Regions from separate parts of the Homo sapiens genome. Here region 1 is linked to region 2. A link is an interaction called in ENCODE POLR2A ChIA-PET data of the cell type or tissue named here. Cell type or tissue: GM12878. All regions are shown on one strand. Each heading gives the region's core, and the rest is flanking DNA. Links, peaks and the distances in the headings are about the cores only.

The links. Peaks named below come from ENCODE experiments on the same cell type or tissue, not always from the same donor. Only the 100,000 strongest peaks of a DNase experiment are listed, where the experiment ranks them.
Region 1: POLR2A ChIA-PET joins it to region 2 with 13 read pairs; 22 of 35 experiments call an interaction of 5 or more read pairs at or near these places.

Annotation. Positions count from the first base shown.
Region 1 is chr6:10,524,243-10,534,815 of GRCh38, forward strand. GCNT2 (glucosaminyl (N-acetyl) transferase 2 (I blood group)) reads left to right here. Exons shown (of 5, transcript NM_145649.5): 2 at 3,232-3,418; 3 at 4,389-5,594. The coding sequence starts at 4,670. Among named protein-coding and RNA genes, the nearest start is that of GCNT2, 8.2 kb to the left of the region's middle. RefSeq lists enhancers at 9,760-10,009, 10,130-10,459. In GM12878, for the core only: no CTCF peak of the experiment used is centred there; DNase peaks (open chromatin) are centred at 4,409, 7,422, 9,699 and 10,298; H3K4me3 peaks cover 6,849 bases; H3K27ac peaks cover 6,719 bases.
Region 2 is chr6:10,676,656-10,687,257 of GRCh38, forward strand. It overlaps C6orf52 (chromosome 6 open reading frame 52), which reads right to left. Exons shown (of 5, transcript NM_001145020.3): 3 at 10,311-10,509; 4 at 6,532-6,577. Among named protein-coding and RNA genes, the nearest start is that of C6orf52, 13 kb to the right of the region's middle. In GM12878, for the core only: no CTCF peak of the experiment used is centred there; no DNase peak of the experiment used is centred there.

The sequences.
Region 1 (10,573 bases), core at 2,574-10,573, 150 kb before region 2:
ATCCAGGGCTTTTTTTTTTTTTTTTTAGACGGAGTTTCGCTCTTGTTGCCTGGGCTGGAGTGCGATGGCACGATCTCGGCTCACCGCAACCTTCGCCTCCCGGGGTTCAAGCGATTCTCCTGCCTCAGCCTCCTGAGTAGCTGGAATTAACAGGCATGCGCCACCACGCCCGGCTAATTTTGTATTTTCAGTAGAGACAGGGTTTCTCCATGTTGGTCAGGCTGGTCTCTAACTCAATCCAGGGCTCTTTTTAACCATACTATTTAAGCCCTGTTGCTGGAAGCCTGTGGTTATAACCTATGCTTAAAAAGAAATAGTGATGAGGATAAAGCAGGGTACCGAACTTGTCAAGAGAAAACACATAAATAAGAAAGAGCAGGCAGAGAGGAGGACAGGAAAAGGTTGTCTTTTTGAAAAAGGACAAAATGATACAAAAATTAGCCAGGCATGGTGGTGCATACCTGTAAGCCCAGCTACTTGGGAGGCTGAGGCAGGAGAATCACTTGAACCTGGGAGGCCGAGGTTGCAATGAGCTGAGATTGTGCCGTTGCACTCCAGCCTGAGTCACAAAAGCAAAACTCTGTCCCCCACCCCCCAAAAAAAAGAAAAGGAAAGAAAGAAAAGAAAAAGGACAAAATGTGTTGCCCTTCAGATTAAAAACCAGTTTAATCCAAGCTGTTCTTCCTCTGAGACTGCATCAGGCTTTCACAGACACTGAGAAAGTTTCCATCGGCCCACCCCCCCGGTTTCTAATTTGGGCACACAGGTGATGTCATGGTAAAATGAATATGTGAAAAGTGCTTTGGGCATCATATGGTCCATGAATAATTAAGGTGAGGATGATGGGATTCTTGTCTGTAGAAAGGAACCCCTTTTTTTCTGCTTCTCTTTCTACAGTCAGTTATTGAGATTAAACTCTAAGTGCAGTGTCTTAGTGCAATGAAAATTAGTTTACATCCTGGAGAGTGAGAATTTATAAGAGTATGTGTTATGGAGAAATAAGCAATTAGTGATTGAACATAATATACACCCTGCCAGTTATTGAGCAACCAAACTATAAGTCTTTGCTGGTTCCCAATTTGTTCAGAACTCTTTATTTATCCCACCTGATCAGTGCCTCCGACTTAGAATTGGGGGGTATTAATTTTGATCTGAAATTCAACCTGGGATGAACAATCTCGCGTCCTTTTGGTCACTCCCTGATTACCATCTCCTCCCATTATATCACACAAACGCAAGAGCCTAGAGCCCAGAATTGAGGAGAGTGATTACTGATAGATTGTACAAGGGCATTGGGAAAGCTGGAGGGTCTGGAAGACCAGCGTGTCCCATGTGCCTACCAAAATAAAATGCACCAGCTGGCACTGGGTTGATGAAAAAGGAAATAGGTTCATATTAATTCTTTTTTTAAATGTCTAGCATTGTCAAAGATACTATTTTACAGAATCATAAATATTCCAGAGCTCAAAATCAAGGGACCGTCTTAGCATTACAGGTAAGGTACAAGTAAAGACGTATGAACTTTGCTTGTACTTGCAGCAGAGCACAAAATACAAGTGTTCGTTACCCTGCAACTAAATCCAGTGAGTTGTAAATTCGAAGAGCAGGCAAATAATTCAAGATGCTTCTATGTCTGCAATGTCTGGAGGGATAGAACTAGGCCAAGAATGAGGTAAGAGTCAAACAAACACCTGATGTAATTGTCTGGATAAATTAGGAGAAAATATGGTAAAAATTACTTGACTAGTTTAGATAAGCATAATTCAGCATTGACATTTTCATTTAATCATTCCTATAGTATTTCATTTGATATGGACAGGGTCTAAAGAGACGTTAAAAGTCAACTAAAAATTAGAGAAATTTTAGTCATTTCAGAAAAGATTGATTTTGTATGCGTTCTGTATTGAAGAAGTGATTTGTTCAAAAGAATTCTGGATAGACGCATGAAAGATAGTTAAGAAAATAGATATTTGGGTTGATTAAATTCTATTTTGGGGGCCCTATAGGCACAACTGGGTGTACCTGAGTCACGCTGTAGAATCTGATTCCAGAAGCAACTGAGAACTGACTCACTGTGTTCTAGAGAATTTTCCCTGTGTCCTTTCTTGTCATCATTTCCTGTGTTCCTGACACCGTGAAATGGGGTTGGCTGCCGTCTCAATGTGTTCGCTTTTAGCTGGGTTAGCGGAAAAATCAACAGGAATAACTCCAGGTTCTAAAGTAGTGATTGTGAAGATAATACCCAAGGCACACCAAGAAGCACTATGGAAAATGTTATTGTATAATAGTAAGTGCAGAATGCAGGATTTAAGCTTGCATCTTCCTGCGTTCTTTTTTTTTTATTAGAGATGGGGCCTGGCTGTGTTGCCTAGGCAGGTCTCAAACTCCTGGCCTCGAGCTCCTCCCGCCTTGGCCTCCCAAAAGTGCTGAGATTACAGGCGTGAGCCACTGCACCCAGCCTCCCCTGTGTTCTTGATAAAATAAGAATGTGTATTTCCTATAGGCAAGAGGTAAATGAAAGTACAGGACGTGGAAACATTGTGTTTAGAAACTATCTACGATATTATGTCGTCTTTGTGATTAAGAAAATGAGCCAGGTGCAGTGGCTCACAGCTGTCATCCTAAAGCTTTGGGACCCTGAGGTAGGAGGATAGCTTGAGGAGTTCAAGACCAGCCTGGGCAACACAGTAAGACCCCCATCTCTACAAAAGAGTAAATTAATTAATTAATTACATTTAATAAAAGTTAGAAGATACATTGGAAAAATTAGGTTTATTGACTGTACCACATTCACAGATACAAATATATATCTCCTACAAATCAGTATTACCTGGAATTTCTCACTAATGTGATCAGGGAAGCAGGGAAATGAAAACTTGAGCATTCAATCAATAAATAGTTGATTGTGCGGTGGCTCGCGCCTGTAATCCCAGCACTTTGGGAGGCCGAGGCGGGTGGATCACCTGAGGTCAGGCGTTTGAAACCAGCCTGCTCAAAAATGGTGAAACCCCGTCTCTACTAAAAATACAAAAATTAGCCAGGCATGGTGGCAGGTGTCTGTAATTCCAGCTACTTGGGAGGCTGAGGCAGGAGAATCGCTTGAACCTGGGAGGCAGAGATTTCAGTGAGCCGAGATCGTGCCATTGCACTCCAGCCTGGGCAACGAGAGCGAAACTCCGTTTCAATAAATAAATAAAATAAAATAAAAAGTTGCTTGTCTACTACATACAGACAATGCTAGGAGCCAGAAACATGAGGAATACATGAGCTCGGCGCCAATGGAACATGCTTTCACACCGGGTGCAGCTAACCACCACATCATACAAAACTCGTCGCTGACGTTTTAGATGTATAATCTGATTGGCATGGACTCACAGAGGAGGGAGTAAGGGAAGAGTAAGAAGATTTCAAAGGAGAGGTAATTGTGTCATTTATTAGAAGTATGAGTGTGGGGTAAGAGATACGTGTGTATGCATGCGTGTGTGTGAACGGACTTCTTGTTTAGTACCATTTTGCTGCTGCTTTACCACCCCAATCTGTTCCTGGACACGGCGATGGACTCTGTATATGTTATCTCATTTTATTCTCACAATTGACCTCTGGTGGTAAAATTATTCTCATTTTTTACAGATTAAAAAAAAAGCCTCCTTTAAAGCATTTGTAAATCTGGACATAAGAGCCTCTCTCCTAAAATTCAAGACTGAGATGCTCTTCTCTCCTTCCTCTAAGCATCAGGGTTCTCTGTCTGCATCCTATGCGGACCAGGGCAAAATAAACTTGAAATTCACTATGTTAGCCTGTATGCAATTTTGGGTGATGATGGGCTATTGGTCGTTTTGTTGTTTTAAAAAAAGAAGTTAGCCTTTATTCATCCGAGTGCCACAGTCACTTTGTGCAGTAAGTTAGGTGGTGAGGTAAGCTTGCTAATTAATGGGCATTTTAAAGGACTTTACCCAGCAGCAGACAAAATTAAGCCCTGGAAAGAATTTAGCCCAGTAGCCAGTCATATGCCATGTCGTATAGCATACCCAGCCAATGGGGAGAGCGAGGTGTGGCTGTGGAAAAAGACAGGGTTAAGCAATTTTTTTAAAGCACTACATATTTATTGATAGAATATCTCTCCAGGCAGTATTCACATGCTTTAAACTGAAGCTCGTAGCTTGGCAGTGCAGTTTAAGCAAATAAACTCAGGCTGTTGAACACAATGATTAACAGGAAGCAGGGGAGGGGACATAGTTACTAGACTCTGGCCGGGACAAGAGGCTGAGGTTAAGGTCTTAGAGCCGATGACTTGCAGAATGGTCACCTCACCCACTTGTAATTTCATGGTGGGAACAGGTGGACCCCCTGGAATCAGAACCTCTCTGAGGACATCTGTTTTTGTGTAGACACAGGTTGCAGGTTAGCAGGAGAACAGGCAAGCCAAATGCAAAGGAGCCACTTCAGAAATGTGTCACAGAAAAGTGAAAATGCAACCTAGTGGTAAGTGAAGAGGGGAAGAAGAAAGAAAAAGGACCAGAACCGTGAACTGAAGGGACAGGGAACAGCCAGACGAGAGCTTCAGCCATCACGAGGATGATTTCGGAACCTGGAGAAAATGTAAGTTAAATATATCTACACTCTGATCCTATCTCAAGAGAGAGATATTTTACTCATTTCCTGGTTGTGAATGATGGGCTCTTGGAAGCACTGTCTTTTTAGCGCGTCTCTTATCTCTGCCCTGATTTTTGTATTTGTTTACAATACTGAGTTATGGGAGAATAAACGTTTTCTGAGGGCAGCTCTGTCCAATGCTTCACTGTTAGCAGAAGCCTGTCATCAGATTTTTGAGGGGAAAGTTTTTTACCCAACAGAAAATGCATTGAAAACTACCCTTGATGAAGCTACCTGCTATGAGTACATGGTTCGAAGCCACTATGTAACAGAAACACTCTCTGAAGAAGAGGCTGGGTTCCCTTTAGCTTACACAGTGACCATCCACAAAGACTTCGGCACTTTTGAGAGGCTCTTCAGGGCGATTTATATGCCCCAAAATGTCTACTGTGTGCACCTGGATCAGAAGGCGACGGATGCCTTTAAAGGTGCAGTGAAACAGTTACTCAGCTGCTTCCCAAATGCTTTTCTGGCTTCCAAGAAGGAGTCGGTTGTCTATGGGGGGATCTCCAGGCTCCAGGCTGACCTGAACTGCCTGGAAGACCTTGTGGCCTCTGAAGTTCCCTGGAAGTATGTCATCAACACCTGCGGGCAAGACTTTCCCCTGAAAACCAACAGGGAAATAGTTCAGTATCTGAAGGGATTTAAAGGGAAAAATATCACCCCCGGAGTGCTGCCTCCTGACCACGCTGTTGGACGGACTAAATACGTCCACCAAGAACTGTTAAACCACAAAAATTCCTACGTGATTAAAACAACAAAATTAAAAACTCCTCCTCCTCATGACATGGTGATTTACTTTGGCACGGCCTACGTGGCTCTCACAAGGGACTTTGCTAACTTCGTCCTCCAAGACCAGCTCGCACTTGACTTACTCTCCTGGTCCAAGGACACCTACAGCCCCGACGAACATTTCTGGGTGACACTCAACAGGATTCCCGGTATGTACGTCTCTTAACTTTTATTTTTACGAATAAACACTGCATGGTCAATACTAAATAAGTTGCTTTGAAAAGAGTGGAAAAAATGGGACAAACTTCTTTACGGTTTTAAATGTCAAATTAAAAAAAAAATTTCATCTGTAAAATGGTAAAATGGAGATGTGTTATATCACCCACTCTTGTGAACCGCTCTGTTCACAGGACAAAAGACCGAAGGAACACTGGCCATATAAATAAAAACGTGACCGAGCACAGTGGCTCAAGCCTGTAATCACAGCACTTTGGGAGGCGGAGGCAGGTGGATCACTTGAGGTCAGGAGTTTGAGAGCAGCCTGACCAACATGGTGAAAACCTGTATCTACTAAAAATACTAAAAAAATTAGCCAGGCGTGGTGGTGCATGCCTGCAATCCCAGCTACTGGAGAGGCTGAGGCAGGAGAATCGCTTGAACCCAAGGGGCGGAGGTTGCAATGAGCCAAGATTGTGCCACTGCACTCCAGCCTGGGTGACAGATCGAGACTCCATCTCTAAATAAATAAATAAATAAAATGTAAACCTTATTCTCCTTTAAGCGCAACGCATTTAAAATCAGGAATATGTATTATAAATAAAATTTGAATGACAATTTGAAGATTTCATAATATTTTTGTCTCTGTTGAAGCTCCCATCCTTTTGAAATGGGAGCAAGATACAACTTTCAAATTTTTTATTTGCAAGCTCTTTTCTGGTCTTGAATCAAAAATCTAAAGCATGGCCAGGCATGGTGGCTCACGCCTGTAATCCCAGCGCTTTGGAAGGCTGAGGCAGGAGGATCTCTTGAAGCCAGGAGTTTGAGACCAGCCTGGGCAACATAGTGAGACACTGTCTCTATTTTTTTTCAAGAAGTTAAAACAAACAAACAAACAAAAAAACCTTATTGCACCTTAAAGATTTCTAGGCTGAGCGCAGTGGCTCACACCTGTAATCCCAGCACTTTGGGAGGCTGAAGTGGGCGGATCACAAGGTCAGGAGTTCGAGACCAGCCTGGCCAACATGGTGAAACCCCGTCTCTACTAAAAATACCAAAAATTAGCCAGGCGTGGTGGCGCATGCCTGTAATCCCAGCTTCTCAGAAGGCTGAGGCAGTAGAATCGCTTGAACCCAGGAGGCGGAGGTTGCAGTGAGCCAAGATCACGTCATCGCACTCCAGCGGAGACTCTGTCTCAAAAAAAAAAAAAAAAAGATTTCTAGACTAGTACCTCCATTTTATAGATGAAGAAACTTCAATGTGATTACATGATGTGCTCAAATCCCACAGCTAGTAAGCAAATGCACCAATTATAAACCAGGTCTCCTAAGCCTGATGTTCTTTTTAGGTTGACTTTCAATAAGGTCTCAATTGTTGCTAAATCAATTCCATCTCTCCTTTGGTCCAAGTTCCAAATGATTTTTGAATAATCTCAAGTTGTTTATAGTGAACCAATTTAGTCCTGCTAGTTCAATTCAAAATAAGAATTCATATTTGCAGTTCAAAGGAAAAAGTAACTGGAACCTGTATGAAGATCACAGTCCTGGTTTCTTTGGATTGCTGGTTCAACCCTGGATGCACATTACGATCATCTGGGGCTTCTAAAAATAACTAAGCCAGGGCCTGTTTCCCTCCTTGGGGCAAGACCTAACTATTGATATTTGTACAGCTTCCAAGTGATTCTCATGTACAGCCAGGGGTGTAAACCATTGCAGGTGCTTGTTTTAGATATTGGCATACAAAGCTTCATAGGCTTAGAATTCTCTTTAAGTCTGTGATTTTCTCAGAGCCAGAAGGGGAAGTATAGTGATCAAAAGAAATTAGGGCTCAGGAAAGTCTGGTGGGGAAAGCACAGAGCTGTTTAAATAGAATTGTAGTGTCCAGAGTAAGGGAAGTGAAAGCCTCACTTCTCTCCCATGTGCTTGGAGTAGGATGTAGACTCTTCAGGTCTGGCCACCCTACTATACGGGGAGACATTGACACAGCAGTTCCAAAGAGAGCAGCCAGGGAGGTAAAAAGGCCAATCCCCACTTTTTTTTTTTTTTTTTTTTAGAGAAGACCAAGACAAAGAAAAAGGATAATTGATTTGGAAAAGACTTGAAGAGGGATCGGTGTCTTTACCTAATTAAAAGATTTGCTCAGGAAAGAGAAATTAGACCAACTCTGTCGTTTTGGAAGTAGAATCTAGGGCCAGCGGGTGGGAGATGAGAACACATGGAGCTGGGAATAAAACGGGCAGCTTCCTCAATGGTGAGCAAAGCCAAGGGAAGCAGGGCTGGGGAAGTGCTGCTGAGGAAACCTCAAGGATTGGACCGGATGGCCTCCGAGTCCCTTCCCACTCTCAGAGTCTGTGATCCTAATCAGGGGACTCAACAGAAACTTAAGGGAAACCCCCTGACTTCTCGACTCGATGTATCTATTGGAGCTGGATTTTTACACCCCGTGTTAGCAGTAACAGATTGGCAAAGCAATAGAAAACAAATGCACCAATTCATGTTTTTCAGAAACTTAACAAAAGTTAGCCCCTGAAGTCATTTCTGTGTTATGTGTGTGGAGGAACACTGCCGGAGGACCCTGACCAGCTCTGCCAACTCTTTTTTTTCTTTTTTTGGATCTCACTCTGTCATCCAGGCTGGAGTGCAGTGGCACAATCACGGCTCACGGCCTCAACCTCCCAAAGTGCTGGGATTACAGGTGTGAGCCACACAGCACCCAGCCCGTGCTGGTCTTGACCTCCCAGGCTCAAGCCTTCCAAGAGGCTGGGACTACAGGCATGTGCCCCCATGCCTGGCTAACTTTAACTTTTGTAGAGACGAGGTCCTGCTGTGTTGCCAGTGCTGGTCTTGAACTCCTGGGCCCAAGCGATCCTCCTGCCTCAGCCTCGTGAGCCACCACATCGGGCAAGCCCTGCCAACTCTTTCCTGACCTGAGGCAGGGCTGAATGTAGGAGGTTAGGGAATTAGAAACCTAAGGGTTGTCTTGTTTAATTATTATTCCGGCTATGTGGAGATCTGAGCCATTTTCCGTTGTAAGGGTCCTTCTGGTTGATGTGTATATGTTGTGGTTTTTGCTTTTTTTTTTTTTTTTTTTTGGCAGGTGTGCGAGGGACATTTTGAGATTGTTCCAATTCATTGTCATGATTGAGGGATTATGATTAGGATTCTGTAAAGTAACTAGTCCAGGCCAGGTGTGGTGGCTCACGCCTGTAATCCCAGCACTTTGGGAGGCTGAGCTGGGTGGATCGCCTGAAGTCAGGAGTTCAAGACCAGCCTGGCCAACATGGTGAAACCTATCTCTACTAAAAATACAAAAATTAGCCGGGTGTGGTGGCACGTGCCTGTAATCCCAGCTACTCGGGAGGCTGAAGCAGGAGAATCACTTCAGCCTGGGAGGCGGAGGTTGCAGTGAGCCAAGATCCTGCCACTGCACTCGCGTCTGGGCGACAGAGTGAGACTCCATCTCAGAAATAAAAATTTAAAAAAAAATTAGTCCAGAAAAACATCTCACAGCTGAAGTGGTCTCATGGGAAGGGAGAACAGCACTGCCCAATAGGAATGCTATAATGGGAGCCATAGATCTAAAATCAAATTTTAGATTTTCCAGGAGCCACATTAAAAGAAGTAAAAAGAAGCAGATAATATGAATTTAAAGAATGTATTTTATGCCAGGTGTGGTGGCTCTCGCCTGTAATCCCAGCACTTTGGGGAGCCGAGGTGGGCGGATCACTTGAGGTCAGGAGTTTGAGACCAGCCTGGCCAACATGGTGAAACCCCAACTCTACTAAAAATACAAAAAACTAGCCAGGCGTGGTAGCTTGTGCCTGTAACCCCAGCTACTCGGGAGACTGAAGCAGGAGAATCGCTTCAGCGATTTAGGAGAACCAGGAGGCAGAGGTTGTGGTGAGTTGAGATCATGCCACTGTACTCCAGCCTGGGTGACAGAGCAAGACTCTGTCTCAAAAAAAAAAAAAAAAAAAAAAAAAAGAATGTATTTTATTTAACTCAGTTTGAAACATCACTTTTACTTGTGGCCTGTGGCTGCGACCACAGGCAGGGGAGGTGGACCACGCATCCTCATTGCTGGTGCAGTGGTCAGGCTCTGCCGCCCTAGCAGCACCGAGACGTTGGCCGTCCTCATGTCGCAGAGTCTCCACCTCTGCTGGTTTTGCTTTGCCTGCTTCTACTTTATTTGAAATTCTTGCCTGTGCTTCAGCACTTCCCCTGGTTTATGGGCTCCTCCACCCTGTGGGTTCTACTTCCTATGTCTTCCCCTGGTATCTGCCAGATTCCATGCTGCTCTTTTTTTTTTTTTTTTTTAAGATGGAGTCTCGCTCTGTCACCCAGGCTGGAGTGCAGTGATGTCATCTTGGCTCACTGCAACCTCCTCCTCCTGGGTTCAAGCAATTCTCCTGTCTCAGCCTCCGCAGCACCAGGGATTACAGGTGCATGACACCACGCTTGGCTAATTTTTGCATTTTTAGTAGAGACGGGGTTTCACCATGTTGGCCAGGCTAGTCTTCTGACCTCAGGTGATCCACCTGCCTTGGCCTCCCAAAATGCTGGGATTACAGGCGTGAGCCACTGTGCCTGGCCCATGCTGCTCTCTTGACAGCAAGTGCTCTCTGTGTCCCATTCAGATGTCCCCAGAGAGTCCTGCCTTGGGTCATGCAGCCATTGTATTAAACAATGAGGATCCCCGTTCTCATTCCACACCACCTCTCAGGCTGCGGCTGACGTCTTTGCAGGCAGCTGCCCTTTATGTAGCCCCAAGTTGTCCAATCAGCTGTGACCAGGGTGGCAGGGTCATGTGGTTTAAAAAAGCAAAGCTTGGGTAACACAGATACCTTGTCTCTACAAAAAAAAATCAAAAAATAGTCAGGCGTGGTGGCATGCACTGTAGTCTCAGCTGCTGGAGAAGTTGAGGCAGGAGGATCACTTGAGCCCAGGAGGTCAAGGGCACAGTGAGCTGCAAT
Region 2 (10,602 bases), core at 1,618-9,617:
ACGTCACACCTGGTCTAGCCAATCTGGGCCCTACATAAATCAGACACCGCCTCCTCAAGCCTGCCTGTAAAATTGCCTGCTGTCTGCTACAGGCCTACTTTTCCTTTTCGGAGGCCTGTTTCCTGTCACACAGAGCTGCTCTCCTCTCTCCTTTCTTCTACCTATTAAGCCTTGCACTCCTTAACCCACCCACATGTGTCCATGTCCTTATTCCTCCTGGTGCAAGACGACGAACCCTGGGTATTTACCCCAGAAGATGCCTCTTCATAATCACTTGCATAGCGTGCAAATATTTTCTCCCACTCCGTTGTCTGTCTTCACTCTGTTACTGTTTCCTTTGCTGTACAGAAGCTTTTTAGTTCACTGTGATACTATTTTTCTATTTTTGCGTTTGCTGCCTGTCCTTTTGAGGTCATATCCAAAAAAATCATTGCCCAGACCAATGTCGTGGAGCTTTTCCCTTATGTTTTCTTCTAGTAGTTTCACAGTTTTGGGTCTTACATTTAAGTCTTTAATCTATTTTGAGTTGTTTTTGTATATAGTGAGAGATAAACAGTCTAATTTCATTCTTTTGCATGTGGACATTGTTTTCTGAGCACCATTTATTGAAGAGACTGCCTTTTCCCCATTGTGTGTTCTTGGCACCTTTGCTGAAAATCAGTGGGCTATAAATGTGTGGATTTATTTCTGGGCTCTCTATTCTGTTCCATTGGTTTATGTGTCTGTTATTATGCCAGTATCATGCTGCTTTGGTTACCACAACTTTGTAGTACAAAGTCAGGTAGTGTGATGCCTTCACCCTTTTTTTTTTTTGGCTCAGATTGCTTTGGCTATTTAGGTTTTTTTGTGATTCCATACAAATTATAGTATCATTTTTTTCTTTTTTTTTTTCCCAAGACAGGGTCTCACTTTGTCACCCAGGCTGGAGTGCAGTGGCGCCACCTTGGCTCACTCTAACCTCCGCCTCCCGGGTTCCAGCAATTCTCCCACCTCAGCCTCCCGAGTAGCTGGGACTACAGGCACGCATGCCACTATGCCTGGCTAATTTTTGTATTGTTAGTAGAGACGGGGTTTCACCATGTTGACCAGGCTGTTCTTGAACTCCTGACCTCACGTGATCCTCCCACCTGAGCCTCCCAAAGTGCCAGGATTACAGGCATGAGACACTGTGCACTCGGTCATTTTTTTCTATTTCTATGTAGAATGCCATTGGTATTTTGATAGAGAGTACATTGAATCTGGCTGGGCATAGTGGCTCATGCCTGTAATCCCAGAACTTTGGGAGGCCAAAGCAGGTGGATCACCTGAGGTCAGGAGTTCAAGACCAGCCTGGCCAACATGGAGAAGCCCCATCTCTACTAAAAATACAAAAATTAGCTGGGTGTGGTAATTCCAATCCTACTGTAATTCCAATCCTACTTGGGAGGCTGAGGCAGGAGAATTGCTTGAACCCTGGAGGAGGCGGTTGCAGTGAGCCGAGCTCAAACACCACTGCCCTCCAGCCTGGGCAACAGAGTGAGACTGTCTTAAAAAAAAAAAAAAAAAAAAAAAAGACAGAGAGAGTGCATTGATTCTGTAGATCACTTTGGGTAGTATGAACATTTTAATAATATTCATTGTTTTAATCCATGAGCATGAGATATCTTTTGTGTCTTCAGTTTCTTCCATCAACACTTTATAGTGTTCAGTATAGACATCTTTCACCTCAGTTAAATTTACTCTTAAGTTTTTGTTACAGCTATTGTACATGGGATTATTTTCTTGTTATCTTTTTCAAACAGTATTAGTGTATAGAAACAATTTTGTGTAGTAAAGTTACAGGATACAAAATTAATAAGTTTATTAGACCTAACAGTTTTTTGGCAGAGTCTGTAGGGTTTTCTCTACAGGCATACCTCAGAGATATTGCAGGTTTAGTTCCTAACCACTGCAATAAAATGAATATTGCAATGAAGCAAGTCACATGAATTTTTTGTTTCCCAGTGCATATAAAAGTTGTTTACATTGGCTGGGCATGGTGGCTTATGCCTGTAATCCCAGTACTTTGGGAGGCCGTGGCTGGAGAATCACTTGAGCTCAGGAGTTCGACACCAGCCTGGGCAACATAGTAAGACCTTGTCTCTGTTTTTAAAAAAATTTTTTTAAAAGAACAAATTTGGCCAGGCACAGTGGCTCACGCCTGTAATCCCCGCACTTTGGGAGGCGGAGGCAGGAAGATCATGAGGTCAGGAGATCGAGACCATCCTGGCCAACATGGTGAAGCCCCACCTCTACTAAAATACAAAAAATTAGCCAGGCATGGTGGTGCTTGCCTATAGTCCCAGCTACTTGGGAGGCTGAGGCAGGGGAATCACTTGAACCCAAGAGGCGGAGATTGCAGTGAGCCAAGATCGCACCACTGCACTCCAGCCTGGCAACAGAGTGAGACTCCATCTCAAAAAAAAATAAAATAAAAGAACAAATTTGTTTACAATGTAAATACCTTAAGAAATAGTTTATTGCGGCTGGGCACGGTGGCTCATGCCTGCAATCCCAGCACTTTGGGAGGATGACGTGGGTGGATCACCTGAGGCCAGGAGTTTGAGACCAGCCTGGCCAACATGGCGAAACCCCATCTCTACTAAAAATACAAAAGTTAGCTGGGCGTAGTGGCAGGTGCCTCTAGTCCCAGCTACTCAAGAGGCTAAGGCAGAAGAATCGCTTGAACCCGGAGACGGAGGTTGCAGTGAGCCGAGATCACGCCACTTTACTCCAGCCTGGGTGACAAAGCAAGACTGTCTCCAAAAAAAAAAAAAAAATAGAAAAAAAAATAGCTCATTGCTAAACAGTGCTAACAAGTAAGCACATACCGTTTGCGAAAATGGCACAGATACACTTGCTCAATGCAGGGCTGCCATAAACTTCTAACTTGTTAAAAAAAAAAAACAAAAAACAAAAACCATAGTCTCTGTGGAACATAATAAAGTGAAGTGCAATAAAATGAGGTATGCCTGTATATCACATCATGTCATCTTCAAAACTTCTTCCTTTCCAACCTAGGAACCTTTAGTTTCTCCCTCTTGCCTAACTGCTCTGGCTAGACTTCTAATATTATGTTGAATAGAAGTAGTGAAAGTGGGCATCCTTATCTGGTTTCAGATCTTAGAGGAAAAGCTTTCAGATTTTCCCCGTTCAGTGCAATATTAGCTGTGAGTTTGTTATATGGACTCTATTGTATTGAGGTACACTCCTTTTATACCTAATTTGTTGGAAGTTTTTATCATGAAGAGATAACTGAATTTTGTCAAATGATTTTTCTGCATCTACTGAAATGATCACCAAGCGCAGTTGCTCATGCCCGTAATCCCAGAACTCTGGGAGGCTGAGGCAGGCAGATCACCTGAGCTCAGGAGTTCAAGACCAGCTTGGGCAACATGGCGAAACCCCATCTCTACCAAAAATACAAAAAATTAGCTGGGCATGGTGTCATGCACCTGTGGTCCCAGCTACTTGGGAGGCTGAGATGGGAGGATTGCTTGAGCCTAGGATGCAGAGGTTGCAGCCGAGATCACGGCACTGCACTCCAACCTGGGTGACAGAGTGAGACCCTATCTCCAGGAAAAAAAAAAGAAAAATAATGTTTTTTGTCCTTCATTCTGTTGATGGGATAATGGGATGTATCATGTTTATTAATTTGTGTATATTAAACTATCCTTGCGTCCCTGGGATGAATACCACTTGTTCATGACAGATGATTTTGTCATTGTGCTGTTGAATTCAGTTTGCTAGTATTTTGTTGGGGACCTTTGCATCTATGTTCATCAGGAATATTGGTTGTAGTTTTTTCTTGTTGTGTCCTTTTCTGGTTGTGATATCAGAGTAATGCTGGCTTCATAAAATAAGTTTCAAAGTATTTCGTCTTCGATTTTTTGGAGTGTTTAAGACATGGCATTAGTTCTTCTTTAAATATCTGGGGGCTGGGCATGGTGACTCAGGCCTGTAATTCCAGCCCTTGGGGAGGCAGAGCTGGGAGGATCGCTTGAGCCTAAGAGTTTGAGACCAACCTGAGCAACAAAGTGAGACTCCACCTCTACAAAAAATAAAATAAAATGAAAAATAAATGTTTGGTAGAATTAAACAGGCCATCAGGACCTGGGCTTTTCTTTGATGGGAGACTTTTTTTTGAGACAGGGTCTCACTCTGTCACCCAGGCTGACATGCAGTGGCACATTCATAGCTCACTTAAGCCTCAGTCTTTTGGGCACAAGCAATCCTCCTATCTCAGCCTCTCAAATATTTGGGACTATAGGTACATGCTACCATACCCAGTTATTTTTTTAAATTTTTTGTAGAGACAAGGTCTCACTGTATTGCCAAGTCTGGTCTCAAGCCCCTGGGCTCAAATGATCCTCCCCTATTAGCCTCCCGAAGTGCTTGGGATTATAGGCATTATCCACCAGGCCTGGCCTGATGGGAAACTTTTTATTACTGTTTCAATTCCTTATTATTGGTCTGTTCAGGTTTTCTATTTCTTCATAATTTAATCTTGGTAGGTGGTAGATTGTATGTGTCCAGGAATTTACTCATTTCTTCTATGTTATCCAATTTACTGATGTATAATTGTTCATAATTGTCTTTTATGTTCCTTTGTATTTCTGTGATATCAGTTGTAATGTCTCCTTTTTCATCTGATTTTGAGTTTCTTTTGTTCTTAAAGGTTTGTTGACTATCTTTTAAAGAAACCAACCCTTCATTTTGTTGATCTTTTGTATTGTTTTTCTAGTTTCTATCTATTTTTGCTATAGTCTTTATTATTTCTTTTCTTCTACTAATTTTGGGTTTACTTTGTTCTTGTTCTTCTAGCTCCTTGAGGTGCAACTGCATTACATTTCTACTGACCAGTACTGTGCCAGATTGATGACCAGCCAATACTTGAGTGTTTATGATATGGCAGCAGCTGTTTAACCACCTAAAAGTACTGTAGACCTAGCATACCCACACTTCCTATAAGAAAGGTATCAATGTCCCCACTTTACAGAAACTGAAGCAGACACACTAGAGATTAATTTGTCTGGAATTACAGAGCTAGTAGGTAGAATCTGAACCCCGTGGCAATCTGTATCCAAAAAGCAGACTTTTACCTCTATTATTTTGATAGAGGCATGGGACAGCCAAATGCCTAGGCAAATAGGGTAAGGTCCCTGGAGAACCTCCAACCTGCCCAAGTCATTGTGCACAGGGGGCTTGGCTAAACATGCCCACGGTGAAAAATTCCATCTTTTAACACATGTGCAATAAGGGAAATAAATCAATGTGGAGTGGCTCAGACTAAGGGCCCACGTGCACATTGGAAGAATGAGGAGGAGTCACCAGGAATTCACACCTTATGCAGGGGAGGAGCCTGGCCTTTTCAACTCGTATGTGATGGCCTGGTATTCAATTTGTGAGGTGGAAACCTGTGTTTGGGATCCCTCTTTTTGTTAAGAGCTTTCCTTTCACTTAATAAATTCCATCCTCCTCACCCTTCAATGTATCCACATGCCTAATTTTTCCTGGTTGTGAGACAAGGACCCAGATTTAGCTGAACTAAGGAGCAAGAAATCCTGCATCAATTTTAATAAATTGCATAACTGATAAAAGGCAGGAAGAAAGACTCACACTTAATCTGAAAGAAATCCCACAAAGTTGAAATAAGCACCCTTTACTCATGTTTAAATCAAAGTACTAAAAACTACAACTGCTCAACAGCATATAAACATTTCTTTTCAACACCAATTTGATTTAATTTAAACACTGAGCACCTACTGACATGTGAACTCTCTGAATTAGTAACAGGGCCTACAAAGACTGATAACAACATGCTCCCTTCTTTGATAAAGTCATAAAGGCAGTGGGTGGGTTTGTCTGGTAGGGGCAGGGGTTTGGGCAAGAGAGAGATTAGACAAACATGTGATAAGACAGACATGTGATAAGAAAAAGGCAATAGTGTTCTCTGCATTTCTCCTCTATTTTTCTTTCCCATTACTTAAAAGAAGCAAAACATTTTTTCCCCTTCCTCAAATAAGACACATTCAGAGTGTTTGTCTCTAGGCAGGCAAACTTTGTTCTTTCCAAAACAAATTGAGAAGTACAGGAAGCACCACCAGACTGACACTACAGTGCTGCTCTGTCAGGTACCCCAGGATCCAATAACCCTGAGGCCACAGCAATCACCTCATGCTCTTCCCCCTTGAAAAAGAGAATTAAAGCATAATTCTCCTCAAAGTCTAAACTTACAGAGGAAATGGAGCTTAAGAACAATGTATTGTCTTCTTACTGTTTGGGAATGTCCCCCTTTCTCAGTCCTTCAGAAAGGCCCAAAGAGGTGGCTTAGTTAAAGTTGTTCCCATAGAACCAGTTTCTAAAAACAGGAGAAATTACTGAAGCATATGGCTTAGGCAACCTACATTGGAATTTTCCAATAGAACCTTCCAGTTTCTAGCAAGCTGAGTGAATGAGAAACCAGGAAATGGGGTTTTGTTTCCAACCACTTCAGCACAAGGTTTATGTTACCTTCTAGTGGGTCTTCATCTTGGTTTTCAGCTAGAGGTGTGGTTTCCTGCAACAAAATATTATCTCATGAGAAAATAATTTTACTTAAAGGTTTAATATCAATACATACTTTATTGGGAAAAACTCTAGCTCTCAAAAAAACTACCTAAAATAAAAATAATATTGACAATTAATCTCTTTAAATCAACTTTTGAATTTGATGAAAAGAATCTTTAGGTGGCATAGTACAATTATGAAAGAAGTAAACTGAATCACAGAAGAACTGTCACAAAGAGGAACAAGCCTAACGAGGGCCCCTGGCCCCTGGATTTTCTGGGACCTAACTAGCATCCTAGAGCCTGAGCTAGGAAACCAGACACCAGCGACCCTGGTATCCAGGCTCCTTATTTCTTGTACTACATGCCTGACTCTACCTAGAGTTCTGCTCCTCCTTCCAGAAGACAATCTGTTAAGTCTCCATGAGCACGTTTTTCTCATGGCCTTCTAATCACATCCTCAAACCCGTGACTCAGCTAAGAACCAGGATATTAGGTGCTCAAGAAAATGCAGAGGCTACAGCAAAGCAAACCAATCATATCCTTACATAATGAGAGAAGTAAACTGCAGAGGTACTCCCAAAGTAAATCTTGGTTGGTTAACCCAGACCCTGTTGGCTCTACTGGGGCAGCATACGTTTTTATGATTCTTCTATGTAGACCTGTTGGGAACCTGTCTTTTTAAGTATGGCCAGCTATTCCAAGGAATCACTATCAAGAAAGGGCTGATGTAGCTCCTGGCACTTAATTAAGCTTCCCTTGCTAATAAGAATGAGAAGATACTGAGAGCCAAAGATCTACTATCTTTTCTTTTCAGTCTATCTGAAAGTATGCCTCCCCTTCACTCTGAAATATACTGAGGTTTGGAAAATAGGTTATATAGTTACCATAAATTTCAAAAGACAATCTGTCTTTTTTCTATTTAGATACGGCTAAGACCGCAGGCATGGTGGCATGCAGCCGGTAGTCTCAGCTACTTGGAAGGCTGGAGCAGGAGGACCACTTGAACCCAGGAGATCAAGACTGCAGTGAGTTATGATGGCACCACTGCACTCCAGCCTGGGCAAAAGAGCAAGACATCATCTCTAAAAGCTAATTATATAAAAAGAAAAGAAAGAAATGGCAAAGACACCCAGAATCCACACTTCCATAAGTTCCTTTCCCATAATACAAGACTTGAGTAACCACACATTTCCTCCTTTCAGTGTGTGTTCTGGTAAATGTGGATGCTAAATAACCAGGATGAGGGAAGCAGGAAGTATCTGGAGACAGAGCATTCTCTCTGGTCTGAGGGCCACCTGTGCTGTGTATGCAGCTGGCTGCCTTTAAAGAAAAGCACATTTATAAAAGGCTTTCCTCAGCTAGAGATAGTCTGGGAAGGTGTGCTGATGGACCACAAAGACCCGAGAATCATTTTGGAGACATCCACCTCCACAACGTGAAAATGTAAAGGAGAGGGCTGGAGAGGGGGTAACCCCTTTAACTTGGGGAGATAAAGGTTATGGACAGAGGCACAGCACATTGGGGGAAGCAGGGAATGACTAGGACATCTTGGCAAGGACACACGTTATTGGAGAAGACCAAAATGGGGATGTGGGAGTAAAAGAGCGCCACCACAGAGGCTTACCATCTTTAATTTCACTCAGCAGCTTCCCAACAGGGGACACCCAGCAGGATGGCAGGCAGATGGCACAGGGGGTCACTACAGCCACAAAAGATAACATATTTATATAATTCTTGTATGAAAAATGCATGTTATAGTAATAATTCGGCCTGAGGGTGAGATAAAAATCCCAGACTGTGCCAACAAAAATGGACAGAGGAATTGAGAGAAGGGGTAGCCAGGTGAGAAAAAAAGGATGTTCATTTCTTAATTTTCTCAAGAGTGACGAAAAAATCAAGAAATACTTTTGTTTCTGAAGTTGATAATATACTAATTCCTATACTTCTCTATTTAGAGATATAAGGGTAACCACCAAAAGACAGACCGTCTCCCAAAAAAGAGCAAAAAGAGAAGGGGCAAAAGAAAAAAAAAAAAAAAAGAGTGCCAAAACCACAGGCAATGTAGTGAAAGATTTTTTTTTTAAGTGCTGCAATATCAAACATCTGTTAAAAGGGAAAAACCCAAATTGGGCTAAAAGGGGGAAAAAATGACAAGAAATCTAACAAGATATTTTATATAAGAGGCACACCTAAAACAGACTTGAGAAAAATTGAAAATGAAAGTTTGGGCAGTGAAATATCATAATATAAAGCAAATGTAAGTTTTAAAAGCCAAGGGACTAGATATAAAATTCAATTTTCATTTTAAGGTAAAGATCATCACACAAATGGTGTCACTCTGCATATTAGGAGACAAGCTGGGGTGGGGGAAGTCCGTAACATTTAGACTCCAAAGTGTTAATTTCTCTAACATGTGAATATCTTATGCAGTCAAGCAAGAGGGACACAACTCAACAGAAAAATTAGAAAGAGGATATCAAAGTCACAGAACACAGATAGCAATAAACATTTCAAGAGGTATTTGCCCTCAATAATAGATAAATGCCTCCCTGCCCTATTAGATTGGCTAATCATACACAGACAAATGTAGAGTAGCAAGAACACCCACCACAATAATGAAAAGTGTAAATTCATGCAGACTTTAGGTAACTTGCTATTAAAATTTTTTAATGTTATATCCTTTAATCCAGCCCTTCCACATCCAGAATTATATTCTTGGGGAAAAAAGCAACACTCAGACAAATGCTTGAAGATAGGTAAGTTTGTTAAAGCCCTGAAAATATTTAAAATGTCAGATAAGGGATGAGCTAAAAATCGCAATGTATCTAACTGCGCTCGCTCTGTTGCTCAGGCTGGAGTACAATGGCACAATCATGGCTCATTGCAGCCTCAAACTCCCGGACTCAAGTGATCGTCCCGCCTCAGTCTCCCAAGTAGCTGGGACTACATGTGTGAGCCATCTTGCCCAGACCATAAGTGGACGATTTTTTAAAGAAAGGTCTCCTTATGCAGAAGCAAGCAAACAGCAAACCAGTATGTACTACATAGTTCGTTCTTGCCCAAATCATCCCCTAACCACCAAAACAGAAAGATGAACCACATTGATTTAGCAAGAGTACAGGAGAAAGATCTAGAAGACATAGATCCACTCCACAGTACTTTCTTCTAAGTGGGAAGGGAATGGGGAAGGAGGAGGGGTGTGTGTGGGGGGGAACTTTTCCCTTACTTCAATACATCTTTGTGTGATTTGAGAAATATGTCACTTTAGTAATTCAAAGTATTAAAATATATTTTTAAAGTGTGTTTATGTCCAACTGCTATAAAACAAACCCCAAAACTACCTTTTGTCCTATATAGTGTTAAAGAGTAAAATTTATCGAATTATGATAATCTAAAATTTAGCAGCAAGAATTTAGAAAAAGACTTCATTAGCTTTTTGTGTTGTTTCTAGAAGAGAATGGGAAATTATCTGCAAGTGAACACTTCTAGTTTATACACGTCCAAACTCAGCAAATCATATAAATTAAACATGTGCAGGGACTTTTTGTGTATTATACCTCAATAAAGCTATACAAACATTTTTCTTAGGCTATCAGCTTTACTCTCTAGTATTAAAACAGGTAGCAAAAGCCATGTCTGTGGGAATTTGGATGACAGGACACAGATGTGTGAAGATAGGAAAGTGATGTTTACTATTATTGGGCACACGAATGACACAAGATTCATTCTAGCAAGGGATACCTTAGGCATAACCAGAGTTCCAGCTGTGTGTTCAGGGGTCTCATGCGCAGAAAAACAGTCCTTTCCATTTCCATCCACTGCACAGCCATAGCTGTAGCCAGAAAGAAGGTAAGAGCCGTGCTGTCGCGCATACCAGTTGCCATAGCGGTAACTCTGGCTGGGCTGGAACTCCTGCTTCACTCTAATAGCAGAGGGGAGACTACAGGAATGACAATCATCACAACCAACGCAGAATCATCCACAAACCCCCAAACCCTTTCTTCTTTCCAGGAAGTTTGCAGTAAGCTGAACA